Regions from separate parts of the Mus musculus genome. Here all the other regions are linked to region 3. The links are chromatin loops, found by intact Hi-C in ENCODE. Cell type or tissue: left cerebral cortex. All regions are shown on one strand.

The links. Peaks named below come from ENCODE experiments on the same cell type or tissue, not always from the same donor. Only the 100,000 strongest peaks of a DNase experiment are listed, where the experiment ranks them.
Region 1: it touches region 3 in a loop (2.4-fold over the local background); 5 of 42 quality-filtered maps call a loop at or near these places.
Region 2: it touches region 3 in a loop (2.2-fold over the local background); 5 of 42 quality-filtered maps call a loop at or near these places.

The regions. Positions count from the first base shown.
Region 1 is chr12:12,712,132-12,720,131 of GRCm38, reverse strand. No RefSeq gene overlaps it. Among named protein-coding and RNA genes, the nearest start is that of Gm40270, 9.1 kb to the left of the region's middle. In left cerebral cortex, no CTCF peak of the experiment used is centred here; DNase peaks (open chromatin) are centred at 3,589, 3,918, 4,411, 4,789 and 1 more place; H3K27ac peaks cover 798 bases.
Region 2 is chr12:12,701,873-12,709,872 of GRCm38, reverse strand. Gm34696 (a long non-coding RNA gene) reads left to right here and starts at 5,012. Exons shown (of 6, transcript XR_872489.1): 1 at 5,012-5,412; 2 at 5,529-5,651; 3 at 6,264-8,000. RefSeq lists an enhancer at 1-2,461. In left cerebral cortex, no CTCF peak of the experiment used is centred here; DNase peaks (open chromatin) are centred at 486, 3,190 and 3,289.
Region 3 is chr12:12,935,371-12,943,370 of GRCm38, reverse strand. Mycn (v-myc avian myelocytomatosis viral related oncogene, neuroblastoma derived) reads left to right here and starts at 1,535. Exons shown (of 3, transcript NM_008709.3): 1 at 1,535-1,735; 2 at 2,885-3,761; 3 at 5,761-7,278. The coding sequence starts at 2,978. The coding sequence ends at 6,365. RefSeq lists an enhancer at 736-764. In left cerebral cortex, CTCF peaks have their summits at 786 and 4,213 (motif pointing right); DNase peaks (open chromatin) are centred at 4,229, 4,851, 5,391, 6,122 and 8 more places; H3K4me3 peaks cover 5,771 bases; H3K27ac peaks cover 4,142 bases.

The sequences.
Region 1 (8,000 bases), 220 kb after region 3:
AGCCATTGTATAATCCCTTAACAGAAAAAAAAAAAAAAAAAAACAAAACAATAACAACAAAAACACTGAAAGAGACCAAATTAAAAGGTATTTTTCTTATAGAGAAACATAGAAACGTCTTGTATTTGTTCTGGATCTTCAAAGTAGACACAGCGGAAGAAGAATTGATTGTGAGGTGAGCCAGGCTCACTGCCAGGCTAGGTTTTTGGTTTTATAGGTTTTTTTGTTTTTTGGTTTTTTAATAGTAAGATCTCCCACTCTTTCCTCTCTCCATCACTCAGACCCTGTGAAAACAGCTTTATGCTTCTCTGCAGATGGGAGCCTTTCTTCAAAGCTTCTCTAGGTGCCCCTCGAGCTGTTTTCCACATTCCCTGCAGGTGTGGAAGGATACTCCTGTGGCAGCCGCTGGACTGACTTAGCTGAGTCTTCCGAAGACAGTGACTGGCATGTCATTGAGGGCACCAGCTCACCTTTATGCATACAATGAGATCTCTCTTCTTCCTGCTAATGGTAGGGAGAGAGAGAGAGATGGGTAAAGTGCTTGCAGGGCAAACATGAAGACTTGAGTGTGTTCCCCAGGAATGCCCCAAAATTAAATGGGCATGGTAGTTGCTTGTGCTCTTAATCCCTGTACTGGGGAGGCAGAGCAAGATAGATCTCAGGGGCTCCTTGCCAACCTAGAGGAATCAGAAATTCAGGTTAAAAAGTAAGAGACTATCTCAAAACAGGCTAAGGTTGGATGGATAGTGGTCCTGAGGCATGACAACCCAAGAATGAGCCACCCATATGAACATGTGTACATTCACAGAATCTATTTTAAGGTCAAAGAAGAGGCTATAGTTTTTCCAGTTATCTATTTCTGACTTTCTTCTTTGCTTTTCTGATCCCTTGGCCCTTAAGTCTGACTTCTAGGATAGTTCATTTCAGGTTGCCAAACGCCAAATTCTCCTTTGTGGCTGACCCTGTTACAAATCTGATATCTTTCTCCTGGAACGATGCAGGCTCAAATGGCCAGTTCTTTGTCCTTGAATAGTAATACAAAGTTTTAAGCACAAAGAATCCCCATTATATCTACCGACTTATCTTCTCCCACCTGCTCTTTGGCACTTCTGCCTAGGCTGGGTTCTCCAGCCATACTGTCATTGCCTGGCATGGTGTCTCCAGTGTTAGCATAACTCAGAACTTCAGGGACATCAGGGACTCTCTGGTGTTCCCAAGGACACTGCTGTATCGCCTCAGCATTCCTCGACCCTAATGACCACAGCAGATGCCAGATCCAGCCGTGCTGCAAATAAACTTTTCAGGACCGTCTCAGTACTGGACAATTAACACCGACCTCTGTGGAAGTGGTAGGTGGGCCATGAAAACTGCTGTGTCCAACTTTCCGACATCTTGCCTCATGGGACAATGATCGGATTACCTGACCTTAGACTTGTAGTCTAGGTTTTACAGGCAGAGGAGATAGCTAGCCATTCCAGTCACCTTTGGTCCTTCCTGGCTGCCTATGACCATTCTTGGTCACTTGTAGAGAGTATCGTGAGGTCCCGGAACTGGCGACTATATTTCCCCAGTTCCCTTTTACGGTTAAAGAGACACTGGTGTGATGTGATAGTCACTGCAGAAAAGCAAACGTATCTTTGACTTTTGTGCAGGGCACTGTTTAGAACCACAACCCCCATTTAGCTGGAACTAAATGTCTTCATCCTCACAAAGGGGCCTCACCATTGCTACATGGTTGGTCTCTGTTTCCTCCTTTACCTTCTAACATTCATTACTGATCTGAGATCCATCTCTTTGGATTTCTCCAGCTTTAAGGTTTCATTTAATGGAAACATGAATTGTGAGTGAGTTTCATGTCTGATTTCCTTTACTCAGCATTAATTTTCAAGATGCATTTATGCTGTAGTAGCTATCAGTACTCCATTCTTCATAGCTGGTTAATTTTCTCTTGTGTTTATACGATTTGACTACCCATTTTCTCCACTGATGGGCTTAACAGCTGTTCTACATTTTTACCTGCAGTAAAGACTTCTAATACTATTACTGTGAACATGGGTCCATACATAGTTTATGAAATTACCCTTTTCTGTTTGTTGCATGCCCCTGAGTATTATGTGTCTGTCTGTCTGTCTGTCTGTCTGTCAGTCAGTCAGTCTGTCTGTCTGTCTATTGAGGCATAGAATGGATCTGAACCATAGAACTGTGTCTGCCTGGAATGTTGGCTATGCAGTGTCACAGGCTGATGGCCCAAGGACGTTGTGGTAGAATTTAGAAGCTTTAGGAGGTGAGGCTCAGCTGGGGAAATAGTTCACTGGGATGTATCTTGTTCCAGGCCTCTCCTGTCTATCTCTGTGTCCAACCCACCATGAGCTGTTAGCTCTTTACACCCCCTTCAAGGCAAACTAAATGCTCTAAAACCATGAGCCAAAATGCATCGGTCTCTTCCCTGAAGCAGCTTTGCTCAGACAGTTTTCTCACAGTGATGAAAAACTGGCACACTCTACCTATGCTTGGCCAATGGAGCAAAGAATATCCTTCAGAAGCTACTCAAAACCCACTGGAAAGGACAGGAATATATACTCGTGTGTGTGTGTGTGTGTGTGTGTGTGTGTGTGTGAGAGAGAGAGAGAGAGAGAGAGAGAGAGAGAGAGAGAGACAGACAGACAGACAGACAGACACAGACACAGAGGAGGGAGAGAGAGAGACAGAGAGACAGAGACAGACACAGACACAGACGGACAGACAGACACAGAGGAGGGAGAGAGAGAGACAGACAGACAGACAGACAGATAGACAGACAGACACAGACACAGAGGAGGGAGAGAGAGAGAGAGACAGAGAGACAGACACAGACACAGACACAGACGGACAGACAGACACAGAGGAGGGAGGGGGAGAGAGAGAGAGAGAGAGAGAGAGAGAGAGAGAGAGAGAGAGAGAGAATTCATAATACAACCCATCACATACTGGACCTTATGACACCTCAGGCACATTCTAGGCACATCTCTGTATTCCCTTATGGAAAGCCACTCCAGCCAGATGGCTTCAGAATTTAGAAGCATTTGTATTTTAGAAAAAGAAATATTCACTTGCTGCACATTGATTATGTAACACCCCCAGCAGGATCCCTGGAGCATCTTGTAATTAATACCTTAATATTTTTGCAGCCAAACATACAACTCTGCAAAGTGAAACCTAATGTTTGCACAGATTAAGCACTGCCAGTGTTTTATAAGTGACTGTAGCTCGAATCGGGTCTTGTTGCCAAGTGTGCTTCGCTTTTCTGCTCATGCCTCCAACCTTGACATGTTTAAATTCTGAAACTGTAGCTAAGGAGTCATTAACTTGTATTTTTGGAGAGTACGATGTGTGTGTGTGTGTGTGTGTGTGTGTGTGTGTGTGTGTGTGTGTGTGCGTGTGCATGTGCGTGTGCGCGTGCGTGTGCGTGCACGTGCATGTGCGTGCATGCGTGGTGGAGAGAGGACAACTTTAGCTATCTTTCCTCAGATGATGTACAGTTTGGTTTTACTTGAGAGAGGCTCTCTCACTGCCTTGGATCTTGCCCAGTAGGCGAGGCTGGCTGGCCAGTGACTCCTCGGGATCCATCTGCCTGTCTCTGCCTCCTGAGTGCTGGGATTACAGATTTGCACCACCATGCTTGGCTTGTTTTGTGTGGCTTTCAGGGATTGAAGGCAAGCACTTCACAGCCTGACTCATCCCACCGCCCCCCCCCCCCTCCAGCTCCCTGTTCAGAGTCTTCTAGGCTCTAGTCAGACAAGACTTTTCCTAGAAAGCTGAGTGACTTGTTGGATGCTATGTCTCAGCAACTGGAGATGTCTGTTGACAGTCTATCTGAGAGAGAGAGGAGGACAGGGTGCTTAAGGCCTGGCTCCTGCTCCCATGGCACTTCCAGCCTGGCTGGTGACAACAGATGGGAGTGAGTAGGGTTGTTTTGTGGCATGTGGCTGTGCATCTGAGGCTGCCAGAAGAGCTCAGATGGGCTAACTGGATGAGGATTAGTCTGGGGAGCTGACTGGAGACTGACAGAGAGACTTAGCTTAGGAAAGGTCACTCTGAATGTTACAGGTGAAGAGGCGAATTGCTCAGGCAGCTGTGGGTAGAAATACTCCGATATCACTGACCTGGTTCTAGAGCTCATTTGTCTCTTTTCATCGCTTATGGCTGGAATGACTAATTTCTAATGAAAGAGACTCTGGCTGGAACAGTTTAATGAAAATGCGCTTCCTTGGGAGTTATGACTGCCGAGCTAGAGAGTTTAAGCAGGGCCCTTGGCACATAGACACAGAGCAAGGTTCTCATTCCTGACTTCAGGGAGGGCTGAGGGAGGATCCTGGGGAGGCTACAAAGGAAGTGGGTGGTAGAGGGAGGGAAGCATTTTTGCAGGCTCTTGCAGGAACCTGTCTGAGGCAGACTTTCCGGGGTGTGGGTGGGCAAGTGTTTCCATTGTCTGAGAGTCACCTCCTTCCAGGCCTTCAAACTGCAGCAGACACCTGTTTCTACTGTCTCCGAGGGAATCTTCCAGACAGATGATCCCTGTCTGCTTGACTGGAAGTCAGGCTCTTCCTTTCTCATTAACTGTGGTCCTTTCCTAAGCCCTTTAGAAGCCCTTGAAATTTGAAAACTGCCCAAACTCCAGAGACAATTCCAGGAACCAAAGTATCCCCATGGCTGTGCCGAGCATCTGTGCCCTTGAGACAGAGCTTACCTGTGTGTTCTCTCTTGCTGGGGCCAGAAATGGTTCTAGACATGCTTGCTGTGGTCTAAGCTCTCCTGGACATGCTGGTGGAAGTCCAAGAGTGACTCGCAGCATCTGTTGCCCATTGGTAAAGGATTCTGAAAAAGCTCTAAAGGATATGATGTGGATCTGAAGGGGCCCTTTCTTCTCTACTGTGGCCTCACCAAGAGTCCCTCAGTGGAAGGGAAGCTCAGAGTCATGCTTCCTCAGGCACCAGGACGCTGGCCGTGGGATGGGGACACTCTAACACCATTGCCCTGGTTCAGGGGCTCATTTAGTTTCATGATTTATGATTGGAATGGCTAAGGGGCATTTTTAGGTGACCAAAACCAAGCGATTGGTGGGAGGTGATATATTTCAGGATGAGGGAATCACATAGAAACATGGAAAGATTCGGTAGCAAACTGGGAGGAGGCACAGGTGAAAGGTTGTTAGGAGTTGAAGTTGTTGGTGGGGAGGAGGAAGTGTGGAAGAAGTACCAGGGGTGGACTCCAAAGGGCCACACACAATAACACATGTGCAGACATCACAGACTGGGGGGCTCCTGAATTGCCGTTACGATGTTGAGAATAAACTACAAATTGGAAAAGTAAGAACAAAATTAGAGTCTCACTGGATCTGGTTTCTAGCCTGCTCTTCTATTACATCCGTGTAGGCATTTCACTTGTTGACATCCTCCGTGGATGTTTCTAAGGCTGTATAATAAATGGGCCATCAAGGGACATATCACATCTGTTGACAGTTCCTCAAGGTTTTGATATTTAATGTCTCTTCGTTTTTTTAAAATGCTGACCTTAATGTGGTAATAAGCTCTTGATGCATATGTCTTTGCTCTGTGTCTCTAATTATTCCCTACAGTTGATACTTAGTTGCTGGCTGTAGAGCCATCAGCAGTGTGTGTTTGTGTGTGTGTGTGTGTGTGTGTGTGTGTGTGTGTGTGTGAGTGTGTGTGTGAGAGAGTGTGTATGTGTGTGTGTGTGTGAGTGTGTGTGTGTAGGGGTGTGGTATGGCCAGAGGACCAGAGGACCAGAGAACACGATCTCAGCTGCCATTCCTCAAGAATCATCTACTTCTTAATCCCAGCACTCGGGAGGCAGAGGCAGGCAGATTTTTGAGTTCAAGGCCAGCCTGGTCTACAAAGTGAGTTCCAGGACAGCCAGGGCTATACAGAGAAACCCTGTCTCAAAAAACCAAAAAAAAAAAAAAAAAAAAAAAAAAAAAATCATCTACTTCGACAGGTGTGGTGGCAAACATCTTTAATCCTAGAACTTTAGAGGCAGAGGCAGGCAAATCTCTGAGTTTAAGGCCAGTCTGGTTTACATAACAGAGTTCCAGAATGACTGGGGCTACACACACACACACACACACACACACCCCTGTCTCAAAGACACAAACAAAAAGTCATCCACCTTGTTTTTGACAACGGGGTCTCTTACTGGCCTAGAGTTCACTGAGTAGGTTAACGACATTCCCAAGTATGCTCCAAGTATGCTAACACATGCACACTCGTGTGCGTGCACACACACACACACACACACACACACACTCACACACACACACACAGACCACACACATACAGATCTCTTTCTCTCTCTCTCTCTCACACACACATACACACAGAGACCATACACACACACACACATACACACACACACACACACACACAGACCACACACCATACATACATACACATACACACACACATACACACAGAGACCACACACACACCATACACACAGAGACCATACACACACAGACACACACAGACACACACACACACACAGACCACACACCATACATACATACACATACACACACACACACACGCACACACCACACCATACATACAGACACACACACACACTCACATACTCACACACACACAGACCACACACATACAGATCCCTCTCTCTCTCTCTCTCTCACACACACACACACACAGACACAGACACACATACACACACACACATACACACACACACACATACACACAGACACAGACACACATACACACACACACACACATATACACACACACACCAGAGAGACCACATACATACATACACACACAGACACACACAGACACACACACACACACAGACACACACACACACATACACACACAGACATGGATCTTGAATTTAGGGGAACTGAACTCAAATCCTCATGCTTGCAAGGCCAACTGACCGAATGAGCCAAGCAAGTACATTTTTAAGGCTTTTGATGTCTTTCGTTATATTGGTTTCCCAACGTGTCTCTGCCCTCTGAGCCAGCATATCTGACTCAGGGATGAGTCCTCTCATAGACAACAAGAATGGTCATTTAAGGACAGTAAAAGAGCAAGCATTTGGAGAGGAAAAATGTGTTTGGCTACATTAATTGGATTTTACCTAATTTACAGAATACCCTCACATATTCTTTTACTTTTGTACATCTTTTGCCAATCACTCTCCTTTGTCCAGTTTCATAGGATGACTTTTCTTATTTAAAAAAGTCGTTGTGTGTGAATCATCTCTTTACAGTCTTTGATTTTTTTCAGCTCTATGTTTGTTTTGTAATCTCATGCATACTGTAACTTGGATACATAGATGGTAATCTCTATCAGACTTAGTAATCTTAATGATGGGTGTAGGGGTGGGGCAGGAAGAACTGAAGGTTTCTGATTGGACCTGGGGAGGCACTGGGGCACTATGGTGACCAGAAGCTCAGAATCAAGGCATCATGTACTACACTGAATGAATGTGTGATAAACTCAGTTCCAGTTGCTTAGAGTCAGGCTTAATGGCCCAGGTTCAAGTCCCAGCACCTACATGGCAGCTCACAACTATCTGTAACTTCAGTTTCAGGATATGTGACACACTCATACAAATACACATACAGGCAAAGCACCAGCACACATGAAATAAGAATAAATAAATTTAGAGAGAAAGAAAGAAAATCCAGGGATGGTGGTTTATACCTTTAATCCCAACACTTGGCAGTTTGAAGCTAGCCTGGTCTACAGATCAAGTTCTAGGACATTCAGGACATCTAGGACATTTGTGGAGACAAAGAATCTCATCCCCTTACCCCCCGCCCCCCCAAAAAAAGAAGAAGGAATGGATATCTCAAGTAGACCCTAGCGCTTGGAGACATAAATTGTGAATCTCTCAAGGTCAGAGGTAAAATCCATTGCCCTATCCAGATCGACTGGAGGGGAGAGGATTTTTAATTTAATTTTGCTACACTTTTTTTTTTTAATTCA
Region 2 (8,000 bases), 230 kb after region 3:
TCTAGGCTGCTGCATTAGACATCTTCAGTGAGAGCCCTCAGCCATAAAAATGGGGCCTCATGGAATTCTAGAATATAGGTGATGCCTTTTGGCCTCAACTTATTTGTCTGTTCAATGGGCATATACTTCATATGTGGCTTCCTAGACTCAGGAGTTTTTGTAGTGGGCCCTTTTTGGGCAATGTAGATGTTCCTGGGAAATTGCCCCCACCCCACCCCGCCCCTGACATTGTCCTGAAGGGTGCCTTTGTGCCTCTGTAAACACAATGTGGAGTTGTGAAGCAAGAACATGCTCTGAGTCATTATTCTACTCTGTGCTCCCTGGCATTCTGCAGCGTGTGACAGGAGCTGGGGAAATCTCACTCTTCTCTGGCCTCTAGCTTGCTGGAGTTGGGAGACAGACTCACTTTGGCCCACGATTTCCTCCCAGTCTGCAGGCGGTGCCATCCCTGATCCCTTAGACACCCCGCAGCTGTGGCATCCTCTCATTTGAATACATCAGCAAAAATAGCAGTGCACCGCCTTATGTTTAAAAGACGACGGAGCAATTACTCTGAAGTTGATTTCCTGCTCCCTGCCTTTCCAACATTGCAAATCTCCTCAGTTTCAAAATTAAGTTGTAAATGAGATTTGAGTTCCACACCACCCGCTTTGTTCTCTCTCCAAGAGAGAGAGAGAGTCGAATCGCCAGTTCAAAGAAAACGTACACATAACTGGAATTCAAAGGCGGTTGGAGGGATTTTCTTTCTCTTAATCTTGGTGACTGGGCTCACCATCTGATTAACCTTCTACAGCCTTTACTGCGAAGAAGCAGGTCTTCAGCCACCTCTCCCAGAGATTTCCCCTCGTTTGCAGGACAAAGCCCTGGATCAGCACCGCCATAACCATGGAAACAATAGCCAGCCTTCTGTGTGTATTCATTTTCCAAAGTTGCCTCGACTCTGTTTTGACCCATGCATTCTTCCACATACTTTGCTGATTGAGAAACTGAAGAACGAGTCGGAGACCATTTCTTTATAACTTTACACAGGCTACAGGTTAATTTGTTCATCTCGCTGGCTGACTCGAGCTGTCTACTGCTCTGTAGTTTGCTCTTTAATCTTGTTCTTTGTTCTCTGTGTGGTTTTTTTGTTTCTGTATTGCTTTGCTATGAGGTCTCATTATGTAGTCAAAGGTGACCTGGAAGTTGCTATGTTGCCCAGGCTGGCCTCAAGCCAATGGTGGTCCTGTTTCAGCCTTCTGGGCTCTGAATTCACAGGCATATACCAGTAAGTCTGATTTCTTTTCTTTTCTTTTTTTAAATCTGTCTTTCTCTCCCTGACTCTCCTTCTTCCTCTCTTTCTTCCATGCTGACACTGACTTAAAACTCACCATGGAGCTGAGGCTGCTTTTCCTCTTCCGATCCTCTACCAGGAAGTGCTGGGATCCTCTACCAGGAAGTGCTGGGATCCTCTACCAGGAAGTGCTGGGATCCTCTACCAGGAAGTGCTGGGATCCTCTACCAGGAAGTGCTGGGATCCTCTACCAGGAAGTGCTGGGATCCTCTACCAGGAAGTACTGGGATCACAGGCCCATGTTTCCTTCCCTTCCCTTCCCTTCCCTTCCCTTCCCTTCCCTTCCCTTCCCTTCCCTTCCCTTCCCTTCCCTTCCCTTCCCTTCCCTTCCCTTCCCTTCCCTTGGAGCCTGTCCTGGGAGAATATCTGAATTCTCCATGGGCTCGCTGGGCCTCCTCTGTCCTGACCCAGTCTAGCTCGGAAGGTATGAGAGTTGAGAGCCATTTATTCAGCTGCTACATGTGAATATTCTCCATGTTTAGGCCTTACGTCTTGCTCAGTGCTGGGCCCTACAGATGAATGTGGTCTTGCTTCTTGAACAAACTAACAGCTCTTATTGATGCAAAATCCTGTCTTGAGGCTGGATAGATGGCTTACTGTACAAAGCTTTTGAAACACAAATGTGAAGTTGGATCTCTAGTACTCAGATAAATGCTGAGCGGGCATGACAGCCCACCTGTAATCCCATCATTTTCGAGGAAGAGAGCTTCTGGTCTCTGGAGCAAACTGGCTATCCAGAAAATTGTCTTTACCAAATCAGACAATTGTCCCTGCAATTAGACTGATCAGGTAATTACATCCAAGCCAGGATACTGTGAGGGAGAATGATTAGGGACTCATAATAACCATGCCATGAAACAGGTATGAGTTAGGCCACTTCCCATCATGTGAGAATGCAGGTTCTCAGGCTACACTGCATCTCCTGGTGTTGGGCTGGCCGTTGAATGTGCATATTAGTATGAGCATCAGTACACTGATGCTCAGAGCCCATCTACTGCCATATCTTATGGAACTCTTTTCTGGTCCTCTTTATCCTGGGGACATGTCTGAGTTCTCCATGGGTTCTCTAGGACTCCTTTGTCCTGATATGTTGGAGGCTGGAAGGAATGAGAGGTGAGGTCTTGCTGGGGGTAGAAGGCTAAAAGTCCTAAATGTCTCCTAAGGACACGGAAGTCTAATTTAGTTGAGATTCCATTAAGTGTGAAGAATGGAAGATACCCATGTCAGGGTGGCTCAGTGGTGGAAGGATGGGCTTTGGAAGTCAAGAGGAAGCAGTTTGGAAACAAGACCAGGAACACATGTTTCTTAGGCTGGAGAGATGGCCCCTGAGTACAAGCATCAGTTACTCTTGCAGAGGACCTGGATTCAGTTCCTAGTACCCAACTTGATGACTTGTAACTCCAGTTCTAGGACTTACAGTGACCTCTTTGGGCCTCTGCAGGCATTGCATGAACACAGTACATAAACATGCACACAGACAAAACATACAGAAAAGGGAAATACATTTATTTCTTTATTTTTTAGGTATGACTTCCTCTCTTTCTTGAGCTTGGAAAGCTTTGAAAAACACATTTATTGTTGTTTCTTGCCCCCCTTCTGAGATTCTTCTTTAAGTATAAAACATTATTTACCCACTTAGTTGGTCAACAGAAGTTTATTGACCAGCGGCTATTTGCAGTCTTCAGGAGTGATGCATTCTGTGCTCGGAGACTTCACGATAGGAGAGAGAGCAACAGAGCATTCTCATAACAAGGCATGCCAGCTTCACAGATTGGTCAGAGCAGAAATTTCACCAGTAGAGGATGGCATGGCGATACTCCAAGTAGAAGCGACAGAAGTGTGTTGGGTGGTATGTGTTCAGGTGACATTGAAGCCTTTATCTCTGCACTGAGAGAGACTTGTATAAGCATAGACCCCTTTGCAGCACTGAACACTGGTGGGTGGATTCAGATGCAATTAATGTAGGCGAGAGCCAGCAGGAAGCACACGCGAGGAAATGCGTTTAATTGAGAGACGTGCTTTTCAAATGCTGTTCAGCTGCCAGCTGACTGCGCGCTCTGGCAGGAACGAAGAGGGATACTTAGCTTTCTTCAAGCTCCATTAATCTGCCCATTTCTTTTTGCTTCAAATCCCACTTCAAACACACAGCGGCTCCTCAAATTCATAATGAAATAAATGATTTATAATCCTGTCAGGGGCCAGTGAGACAGGCTCCCTGTCAGATGGCTGGGTGGTTTGACCAATCCAGCTGGCCATGTCAGAGAAATATGGTGACTCATATCATGGCTCATACATCTACCTATATCTACATCCATAGTCCATATCATCACCTGTATCAACTAAATCTACATCCCATTTCTATATCTACACTTACATTGGCACTCACATAAACACACGTGTACACACCTGGCTGCATGGTTCTTACCCTGTCTTTAGTTCCTTTTGGCGACATGAGTCTTCCTGGGAGAGTCCAGTGACTTGGTGAGAGGATAATGCCCATCATCCTTGGATGAGGATGCTCCATCACATTGTATGCTGGGTACCGGGTTAAATGCATCATTTATCCCTTTCATTTTCCTAGATAGGGTGGTAGATTGCATCAAATTTCCCATGTAGCTGAGGACAACCTTTAACTCCTCCTTCTGTTTCTATATCTGTGTGCTGGGAACGGGAACTGAACCCAGCCCTCCATGCATGCTGGGCAAGCACCCTATCAACCACACTACATCCCCACTCCCCAAGTCAAGTACATTATATGTGTCCTGTCTAAGCTCCTAATCTGCAAGAATGTATTATCTCCATTCATGTTGAGGGGAAAGCTGAGGTATAGAGAGGGCAAGTGCAGACACCAGCTAAAGAAATCCATTAACCAGAATGGGATTTGAACCTATGACAATGTAACTCTTTCACCTAGCTCAGTTTCTCCCTCCAAGCTTGATGTTGGTTTAAAGAAACACAATGTCCACTGTTACCTAGGGAAAAGGTTTTGGAAGTCATTGTCAGAGACATTGTTCATTGTTTGCTGGCTTCATTTGCTGGAATGTTGAGAAAACCTGGTCTCTGCTCTCAGAGTGTGCATCTGGGGTGAGTAACTCAGTGAGAGTCTGTATTGACAGCCTGCACTATGCTTATGAGGGCATGCCTTGGGTCCACAGGGATTGCAGAAGAGATATGACTGTAGCAGTACCCATGGTTAGATAAGACATTGGGGGTGTGCCAGGCAATGAGAGGAGTGTATGTGCAAGCACAGAAGCCCCAGAAAGAGCAGGGAGCCTGGGAAGGGTGGCCTCATGGTTTGTGATTCAAATGGGGACTTCTTCCACATTTCAGTCTGAAAATTTTCACACTATGTAAGAATCATACAATGAACCCAGTGTATTCTTTATCTAGTGGCATCAATTGATATCTTAGCTTTCTGTGTTTGCCACCACCCGTGTGTGTGTGTGTGTGTGTTTGTATACATTCTTTTTAACTGTTTGATGATATGTTGCAAATAATAAACTTCTCTCCTAGTATTTATTATCTACCTGTCAAGCAACAACTTTCTTTACATGCTTTGAAAGCAGTTTCTGAGCTGGGCGTGGTAGCATGTGCCTTTAATCTCAACACTTGGGAGGCAGAAGTAGACTGATTTATATGAGTTTGGGGCCAGCCTGGTCTACAGAGCAAGTTCTAGGACAGCCAGAACTATCTGATGAGACTGTCTCAAAAACTAAAACAACAACAATAAAAAAAATCATTGTGAAATATAGTATATGCAAAAAGCCTGACCTTAGAGCACCAGCCTGGCTCCTCTCTAACCTGCCTTTTCCCCACCTAAGCCTCATGTTCTTGCTTTGTAAGAAGGGGCTGACACCACCAAGCGTGGACATATACCTGCAATCCCCTCCTGAGGGGGCCAAGCCAGAGTATCATGAGTTACAGATCAGCTTGAGCTACAGAGAGGAATCGTGGCTCGGAAAAAAAGAGATGAGAAGAGATAACAAGTCCTCCTTTGTGAACTTTGGGAGACTGCTGACAGACTCCAAATAGGTGCTGAAGACCTATCAATCAATAGACTCTGAACTGCTATGCATGCGGTAGGAGCTTTTCATAGTTCTTTTGGCTGTAGGAGGGAAGGATGAAAACTTCCATGACCAGGTTACTTAGCTACTTTTATAGGTTTGTTTGTTTGTTTGTTTTTTAACTTTTATAGTTTTTAGATGATGATGATGATGATGACGATGATGGTGATGGTGATGATGATGATGGTGGTGGTGATGATGATGATGATGATTTTGCAGTGTTGGGGGTCACGCCTGGTACTCAGGCATACCAGGTAAGTGTGCTGCCACTGAGCTAATCTAAGCATCCATCATGTTAATCTGGGGTCACACCATCAGTTTTCACATGTTTCCCACTGAGCTTCTTTATGAAGGGGAGAGAGAATATGACTTTTGGCTTGGCCCTTACAAGGCAGTTGGTGACTATGAACTTCTAAATGGGCCTTGTAAATGTCTGTTCCTCTTGACTTGTTAGCTCCTGGGAGCAGGTAATTGGGTCTCTTCACCATTGCAGCCTTAATCCTGAAACATTAGGCATCTAATACTGATTAATACATATGCATGGAATAAATGTAGCAAATTATCAGTCATGATTCTTAGATTGGCCTACAGCAGGAGAAGGCAATGAGAGAGTGCATAGGTTCTATAAGGACGGTATGGCAGAAGGCAGAAGTAGGCAGACTATTCCCAGGCTTAGCAGTGCCAATGCAACCGACCCTCATTCACTTTCATAGCAGCTCCATTTCCTCGAAGTACATTTCCTGATACATTGCAAGCTGTATCAGCTTGGTGTCAGCCTTTGCTGGGTTATGCTAATGAACATCACCAGAGTTTTAGTGAGTTAGGAAGACAAATATGACAAATATTTACATTTTTTTTTCCTGCAGGTTACCAAGTCAGCTGAGACTCTGATCCAGAACTTTCTCATTCTGGCCTTAAAAGAACAATCCATTACATTGATCTTGAAGCCAAGGAGATGAAAGAAAATAGACCAAACGAGGAAATTACGTGATATAGCTCTATCAAATGTGGGCAAATCATTTCTGTACATGTTGTGCAAGTCAGTCAAATCATGAGACCAGGGCCACTGTCTGTGGGGCTAGGATATGCTTTACCAACCTGGAATGTTGTCATGGTGGGGTGAGTATGTACATGTGCGTGTGTGCATGTGTGTGTGTGTATGAGAGAGAGAGAGAGAGAGAGAGAGAGAGAATATTGGATTTAGCCTTCAAAATAGGCAGAGGGAGGGTTGCCATTTTCCATATAGTTTAGGCCATAATTGTGATTTACTTGGAAGTCAGACTTTGTGCTCTTTAGCAACCCCAGGATCCCAGAATGCCCAACTGGATTAATAATAATTAATAATACGCTCTATTATTACAAATATAAAAATCTTTGACACAAACTTTATCCATTTAAACTGTAACAACAGAAGTCCATCTCCTTTATAACACCCTTGGCAGAGACTCTGACATCCCTAGACCACACTGGTCCTTCGAGCTCCAACAGAGGGTTCCTGTACCACTGGGACCTGGTCAGAGCCATTGCCCAAATGGCTACTGCTTCCCTGGCTAGATAGATGTTCTGGGGAGGTGAACCATTTCAGGGTTCCACTGAAATGTGTTCCTTATTTCTTGGGTCAAGCCATTCCCTTCCTGCAGCCTCTGGACTTTCCCGGGCTTATATGGTTGAAGGGAGAAGAGCAGGTAGGAAGACAGCTTAGCAGTTGATTGCTTGTCACGAATTCCCAGGAGTCTGGTCAGGGTGAGGGACTTTGTCCCTTCCTTCCATCCTGCACGTTTATCCTACGGCATGGACCTGCCAACAACTTCCGTCCCAGTGCTGTGTCCATGGGCCACCTCGTTCCTACTTTTCCCACACTCAGAGCTAGTAGTCCCAGGGAGCTGACTGGTGACATCGGACTCTCTGGGCAGGCTGGCAGCCATCCTCTTATACTTTTAAGGAAGAGCCAACAAGATTATTGGGTATGGAGTGCTTTATCATTTCTAGAACCCCGTATAAAATTTTGTACCATTATTTGTTACATAATCCCATCATTTAGGCTTTTCCCCTTTGGAAGAACTACTGAAATAGAACCAATTATTAATACAATTTCTAATTATGCATTATAAAGTATGGATGCAATTGCCAGCGTGCACCATATTATTATGCTCCAGAAGGCTGGAATGAGCTCACTGTCACAAGAGAGACTGAAAAAAATCTTACATTCTTAGAGAGCCAAGGACTTGTGTCATGGGGACCCCAGGTTGAGCTAAATGACTTCAGAGGGAGGACTCCTGCTGACCTGGTCAATCCTTCATGTAGAATGAATACTAATTCTACATGAAAACAAACAAACAACAAAACCACCAACCAATTTTTCATGGAGAGTGTTAATTTTGTAGGGCAGCTTGCTTTCCAGCAGTATCATTCAGAGTCTTCCAGGAATACTGTGGTCTTTCCCTTGAAGGCACAGGAGGGACACACAGTGAGCCATGTGTGTTACCCTCTAAGGCCAGCTTGTCCCCTCGCTGAGACTTGAATTAAATTTGAGTGATGTTTGTTGTGTGCCAGGTTTCTGCTAGGCTCCAGGGAAGATATGGAAATAAATAATGACAGTTCCT
Region 3 (8,000 bases):
CTTCCTAGAACCTGCCGCAGTCCCCAGAATTATGTAGGCATTCGGGGACAGATGGGAAGACTTTCACACATGCTAATACACATTTTGACCTTGACTCTCTAGGCATTCTCTTCTTCCTCGCTGGAGGTGAATGAGGGGTGTCATTTTCAATTTAGAGGGAAATGGAGACGCTTCCCCACAAACAAGCTTAAGGGTTTAAGGATAAATCCCACCCTACTGAGAATGTGTGTTGAAAAAGGGCTTCACCCAGGGACCCAGGTTACTCCTGGAAAGTTTTGTGGGGCAAGAGCATTTATTTTTAGCCCCACATTTAGGAAACAAACCTTTTAGCATGCTTGCCTAGACAGAAGTGAGACGCTGTGGGATGGGGAGGGAGGGAAATGTGCCCACGGCTGTGAGGAAAGAATACACGCACCCTGCTCTAGTCTAAATAAGATGTCGCGCTCTCTCTGTTCACGCCAGCTCGTAAGTGAGGCAAATGGGACACAAAGAGGCCAAATTAATGATGGCTTTCCTTGATGTCACCATCCGTAGGAACTCGAGGTATACAGAGCAGTCAGTGATTTGGGCAAGGAAAGCAGCGGTCCGTAATTCAACCCTGGCTTCGGAAAGGCTTTTGTTGGGAACGGTGGGCGCGACTTCAGGGGACGTCCCTCCACGCGTTTCACAATCCCTTCCGCGGTAGCAAGGATTCGCTAATTGTCTCGCGGGGGTGGCCCCACTCGGGCTCCGAGGCTGGGCGGTGCGGCTCCGCTTTCTGCTTGGTCTCCGCGAGGTGTCGCCTTCGGCCGAAGAAAGCGGTAAGGCGCCACCCTCGTAGCCCGCACTTATTTATTTTCAAACAAGGGGGGCGCCCCTTCCTTTCAATTTGAAACTAGAAACCTCCTGCGGTCTGTTTCTACGTGGGCGCGTCCTCGGCCTCCCATTTTGCACTCCTGTGTCGCCTTCCTTCGAGATCACACACGAACAGCCCCTCGACCAGGCCTTGTTCCACTTTAGCCTGGAGCTCATCTTTCACACAAACATACACTCGCGCGCAGTCCACGCAGGGACTGGGCTAGAAACCTCTTTTCCCATTCCCAGAACACACCCAGCGACCTTTAAAAAAAAAAAAACACGGAGTGCAGCGGGTGCAAGCCAGGGGGTCCAAAAGGGAGGGGGAAGCACTCCTCGGGTTTCCCAGCTTTGCTGCTTGCAGTCTGAAAAACGAGAGGGGGGAGGGGGAGAGAGGGAGGGACGGAGGGGGAGAGGAGAGGAGGGGAGGAGGGGGAGAGGAGAAGAGGGGAGGAGGGAAGGGAGAGAGAGAGAGAGAGAGAGAGAGAGTCGGAAAAAAAGAGAAAAGCAAATGGCTTTTGGCGCGAAAGGCTTTGGCGCCTCCCCTGATTTTTATGGAAATCAAGAGGGCGGGGAAAAGCCTCTTGCCTCTGCCTTTCTCCCTCCCCCTCGTCTGCGCCACAGCCCCCTTCTCTCCCCGCCCCCCGGGTGTGTCAGATTTTTTCAGTTAATAATATCCCCCGAGCTTCAAAGCGCAGCCAGTGACAGTCATCTGTCTGGACGCGCTGGGTGGATGCGGGGGGCTCCTGGGAACTGGGTTGGAGCCGAACGAGCGCTAGCCAGGCGTAAGCGCGCACACACTGCAGCCGCCGGAGGACAACCCCCTCCCGCCGCCGCTCCCTCAGCCCACCCGGAGACCCCAGCCCCGAGTCGCCTCCGGATCCCCGGCAGTCTGCGGGAGGTAAGAAGCGGTACTTGCGAAGCTTCGAGCGCCCGGGGAACGGCGGAGCGCTGCGGCTAGGCAAGCCCCTGGACGCGGCTCCGCACCCTGCACCCAAATATGCCGGGCTTTTCTGGGGGAGGGGGTAAGGGGGCAACACACCGCGTCTGCTTCCGAAACAAAACCATCTGGGTTTTTTGTTTTTTTTTTTTTCCTGAAAAGCCTATTCAGCACCCGAAGGCACCCTGGCTGGAAGAGACCCGCCCTAATCCCTTTTACAGCCCTGGCCCAGGCAGAGAAATAGCTTTAGCGAAAAGAAATTCGCCCGGCTCCACAAGATTTGTCTGAGTGTGAGGTGACTGGGAACCGGTGCGTCCCCACCCCAAGCTGGGGTTCTCCAAAAGGTGCCGCGGGGAAAGAAGGAAAAGGGGTTAGGCGAAGCTAGGTGCCTGAGTGATAATGTAGGTCACGGCTGCTCCGGCTTAGGAGACGCGATTCTCGCCGGCGACCCTGCACCATTCCTAGGGATGGGGTTCAGCCTTTCCCCCCGCCTGTTGAAGAGGTTGAGGTCTCTGAAGGAAGGGGAATGGAAAGGGTATAGGTATAGGCAGCGATGAGTACCAAGGGTATCTGCCAAGATTGAGGCTCTAGGTCTAGGTGGAGAGGGTTGTATGTAATTGCCTGTTGTTGGTCTGACTGGAGAAAGGCCCTTAATAATTAATAAAGTTTCCTGAACCCCGTTAGCGTTTGCGCTCCCGTGATCGCATTTCTGCAAAAGGGGAATGAAAGGTACTTCAATCCCATGCCTGGTAGCTGGGCTAGAGAGCAAGGACTTCCTTTAAGCAACTAGTGCAAGTGGGGTAGTCGCGCTAGTAAGAGCTGAGATCTGCAGCTTGAACAGCCCCCCTCCCCCAGGCAGTGCCTTGTGTGAATGAAACGGCAGTTTCCAAAGTTGCAGAGAGCCACACCACCCCCTGCATCTGCAAGCCCCCTCCCACTCCCAGTCTTAGACAGCTTGTACACAAAAGGAGGGAGTAGGGGAGACGCTCAACTTTCTCCCACCTTCCAGAGCTGTGGGGAGCTTGCAGAAGAGATTGGGGGCTCCCACTGCCTGTCCCCACCAACCCACCCCTTTGGCTCATTCTCTCTTGGTTTGCCTATTGGTTGTAGAGTTGGAGGTTGGCGCGACTCTGCTGCTCTCCACGGGAAGGAAGCACTCCCCCATATTAAAAAGAGCGGAGATATTAAAAGAGAGGCGAACCCATGCCCAGCTGCACCGCGTCCACCATGCCGGGGATGATCTGCAAGAACCCAGACCTCGAGTTTGACTCACTGCAGCCCTGCTTCTACCCGGACGAAGATGACTTCTACTTCGGCGGTCCCGACTCGACCCCACCGGGGGAGGACATCTGGAAGAAGTTTGAGCTGCTGCCCACGCCCCCGTTGTCGCCCAGCCGCGCCTTCCCAGAGCACAGCCCGGAGCCTTCGAATTGGGCTACGGAGATGCTGCTGCCGGAGGCCGACCTGTGGGGCAACCCGGCCGAGGAGGATGCGTTCGGTCTCGGGGGCCTGGGTGGCCTCACTCCTAATCCGGTCATCCTTCAGGACTGCATGTGGAGCGGCTTCTCTGCCCGCGAGAAGCTAGAGCGCGCAGTGAACGAAAAACTACAGCACGGCCACGGGCCCCCGGGCGTCAGCTCAGCCTGCTCGGCTCCCGGAGTGGGTGCCAGCAGCCCCGGGGGCCGTGCCCTTGGTGGGTCGTCGAGTGCTAGCCACACCGGGGCCACCCTGCCTACCGACCTCTCCCACCCGGCTGCCGAATGTGTGGACCCCGCCGTGGTCTTCCCCTTCCCGGTGAACAAGCGAGAGTCGGCGTCGGTGCCCGCTGCCCCCACTAGCGCCCCGGCGACCAGCGCTGCGGTCACTAGTGTGTCTGTTCCAGCTACTGCCCCGGTGGCTGCTCCTGCTCGTGCAGGCGGCCGTCCTGCCAGCAGTGGGGAGGCCAAGGCCCTCAGCACCTCCGGAGAGGATACCTTGAGCGACTCAGGTAAAGCCTAGAGTAGAGTTCTTGCTAGCTCCTTACGGACTGGGAAGGTGGGGGTGCTGCGTTCCCTTTGTTATCATAGATTTGTGCGGGTGATTCTCTTCTGTTCACCAGCCTCCCGGGACAGAAGAGGCTGGAAACACCAGCTACACCTTCTCTTAAATTTGCCATCCCCTTTTTCGCGAATCCTTGCGGTAGGCATGCCCTCACTGTGGCAAAAGTTGGTGGCCAGCTCAGTCAGTCTGTGGAGTCCAAAAAACTACCTGTACAGAAATCTGTTAGTCCGTTGGAAAGGAACCTTTAAGCCAGGTCAAGGAAGGGAAAAGACTCCCTGCAAGACGAGGGCTGCACAATCCCACTTGCAAAAGTTAAGAGAATGCCTGGCAATTCCTCCCTCCCCTCCCCTAGGACTCTGAGCCCTCCGTGGGTGGTGGGCTGTTTGCGTTTGGTGCGTGGCCAGCAGGCGGCGTTGTGTCTGACGCAAGACAGGCAGGATCAAAAAGACTGGGGGTGATGGGGGCACCCCCTCCCTCCAGTTCAGCAGCTGGCAGCAAGTGCATTAGTGGTTGTGTACGTTTTCAGAGAGCCTCTTTCCGGTTTTGATTGAGTACTAGTCCCGTTGTGTTTCCTAGCTGGAATTTCTGACCTAATTGAGCTGAGTTGTGTTCCATAACCCATTGCCCTTGAAGGTTGAGGGCGGGTCCCTACCACTGCCGCTCCTAAGGAATGCACGCACCCTTAGGATTCATTGGTTCTATTGTAAGCCTTTATCTGCGCTGTCCTCGGAAAGAAAGGGTTAAAAAGAAGAAGAAAGCTTTTTTTTTCCATGGGGCTGTGAAAGTACCTACCACACTTTACCCAAATCCAGTCTGCCCTTGTCCTTCGAGCTGTAGGTCCAGCCCCCCTATTAGACCTTGGAAGCCAGTGTTTTCAAAATGCCAAAGAATAAAAAGTCTAAATTTCCTCCTGGGCTGTGGAGGGATCGCTCTAAGGCTCCTGGGAGGAAACTTGGTGATAAGCCTGCACTTTGAAAGGGCTCTGTCCCTTTAATGTCTGTGCCTTGACAGCTTTCTGTTAGGAAGCAGTTCCTTCCAACAGCTGTCTTCTTGGCTGAAAACCAAAACACTGGCTTAAAGGGACCTACCGGCTGGAGCAGCCTAACATTTCAGCCTTAGAAGAAGAAACCTCACAATTGTTCCGCTTTCCGGTCCTCCCTAGATTAAGCAGACGATGTGTTTTGGTTTTCGTGCTTGCTTTTATTTTCTTCTTTTAAGCCATAATTTTCTCTCCTAGCCTGGCAGTAAACGAAGTCAGAATGAATACACATAGGACGATACAGGCTTTTTTTTTTTTTTTTCTCGTGCACCGCCCCCTTTGGGACTCTGAGCTACTGTGGATTAGAGCTTTATAATTGAGATCTGATCTCTGCCTAGATGAAAAACTGCTTACTCCGTACAACGCATGTTCGCACCAGGAAAGGTTGTTGTCGTAGTGAATGAGATTGTCCTAGAGTTTTAAGGATGGCAGAATCAAACCCAGCCATGGGTTTTACCAAAGGAGGAGCCTCCGGTCTGAAGGGCGGCTGTGGAAGTGTGTATAAGTAAATCCATGGGGCAGACTGGCTGGTGATTATGCTAAAAGCCCCTATTACCGAGCATCTGTCGCCAAGTCTACATAGTGTCTGCCAAACTCAAACACTGTGGTTATTACCCCCATTGAATAGCTGAGGACACTGAAGAGTTTTTCCAGGATCATGCCGACAACGGCTCGTTCTGACTCCAGTTGGGTTCCTCGAGTTTCTGCCACATCCTCAAGTTTGTCACCAGGGGTTGAATCCTGGGCCCTTCCACATCAGACAAGTGCCCTGCTGGCCCCACACCACCCAGGGAAGGAAAGGGGTGGGGCGTACCTCTTGTCCGCGTTGTGATCAGCAAACCTAGCTGACTTAAATAACAAGTGTATGTTAATCGCACAATTAACCAGAAACTATTTTTCCCCTCAGATGATGAGGATGACGAGGAGGAAGATGAAGAGGAGGAAATCGATGTGGTCACCGTAGAGAAGAGACGTTCCTCCTCTAACAACAAGGCGGTAACCACTTTCACGATCACTGTGCGTCCCAAGACCTCCGCTCTGGGCCTGGGGCGAGCACAGCCTGGCGAGCTGATCCTCAAGCGCTGTGTTCCCATCCATCAGCAGCACAACTATGCTGCACCCTCACCCTACGTGGAGAGCGAGGACGCGCCCCCGCAGAAAAAGATCAAGAGCGAGGCTTCTCCACGCCCCCTCAAAAGTGTTGTTCCAGCAAAAGCGAAGAGCCTGAGCCCCCGAAACTCAGACTCGGAGGACAGCGAGCGCCGCCGCAACCACAACATCCTGGAGCGTCAACGCCGGAACGACCTGCGCTCCAGCTTCCTGACGCTCAGGGACCATGTGCCTGAGCTGGTGAAGAACGAGAAGGCCGCCAAGGTGGTCATCTTGAAAAAGGCCACCGAGTACGTGCACGCCCTACAGGCCAACGAGCACCAGCTCCTGCTGGAAAAGGAGAAACTGCAGGCGAGGCAGCAGCAGTTGCTAAAGAAGATCGAACACGCTCGGACTTGCTAAACGTTTCCCACACGGACAGTCACTGCCACTTTGCACATTTTGATTTTTTTTTTTTTTTAAACAAACATTGTGTTGACATTAAGAATGTTGGTTTACTTTCAAATTGGTCCCCTGTCGAGTCTGGATCTGGGTAGGGGGCAGGACACGGGGTTCTGCCATGACCTTGGAAAAAAAACTGACTTATGGGATGCTGGGTGGCTTGTTTTCCTCCTCCATATCACCTGGTGACAGCCGTGGAAGTTCGGGACACTAAGGAGCTTCAGGAGGCTGTGAAGTCACCTTGTTCCGGTCCAAGATTCCAAACAGAGTCATTCCTTCTTTTTACAATGGTGCTTAAGTTCCAGCAAATGCCACAGAAGGGGGGGTTGCCATTTGATGCCCCTGGGAACACTTGTGTAAATACCATTGATACACCCGCCTTTTGTATACGTCCTGGGTAATGAGAGGTGGCTCTTGCGGCCAGTATTAGACTGGAAGTTCACACCTAAGTACTGTAAGAATACCTCAATGTTTGAGGGGCATGTTTTGTATACAAATATATTGTTAATCTGTTATGTACTGTACTAATTCCTACACGGCCTGTATACTTTAGTATGACGCTGATACATAACTAAATTTGATACTTATATTTTCGTATGAAAATGAGTTGTGGAAGTTTTGAGTAGATATTACTTTATCACTTTTTGAACTAAGAAACTTTTGTAAAGAAATTTTACTATATATATATATTCCTTTTTTTCCTAGCCTGTTTCTTCCTTGTTTACTGTATTTGTTCATGTTTGGTGCATAGAACTGGGTAAAATGGCAAAGTTCTGTGTTTAATTTCTTCAAAATGTATATATTTAGTGCTGCACCTTAGAGCACTTTGAAATACCTCATGTTTATGAAAATAAATAGCAATTAAATGATGCAAGGCGATGTTTTCCTTCCTAGCTTGGCTGCAGTCTCTGCACACAGTCCATTCCTTACCCGGACTTTTAACATTGTGGAATCCTGGTTAGGGAGGGTACTTGTAGAGGGATAAATGGGTTTGTGAATTCCACAGATTAGAACCAACTACTTTCAATAGGCAATCAATGGGTGTTAAAGCTCTTTCAAATATTTTGTTTTGGGTGTGAGTGTGCCCACAATGTCACATCCCCTGCAACTGGAGTTCAAGTCTAGGAACAAGGCAGAGGCCCTGCGCAACAGTAACAAGTGACTCACCCCTGAGCCATCTGTCACCCCTTCATTTTTGAGGCCTCTTTGGGTCTCTAGCTGGGATTATAGGTGTGTGCCCCCCATATCTAGTTACCAAAACACTTTCACATACTCGAACTCTCAAAGCATTTTAGATAGTGTAGATACCAGCCCAAAGTTTGGAATAAGCAGTAAAATTGGCAAGTTGTGCCGAAATTTACATAAACACTTGTCCTAGTTGTTTGGAAGGACTTGTTCCTGAAGATTCCCCCAGGAAGAGCTAGGTGTGGAAGCATATCTGATGCCTGCAGAGGTGACAAGAAAAATGTCACCTAGCCCTCTTAGCACAGCAAGCTTCTATATTGTAAGCCCAAGGCCGCAGAGTAACACTTAGTCCAAAAGAAATCTAGGACCAGTATAATATTCTGGACTGAGCACTAGTGAAATAAGAGGATG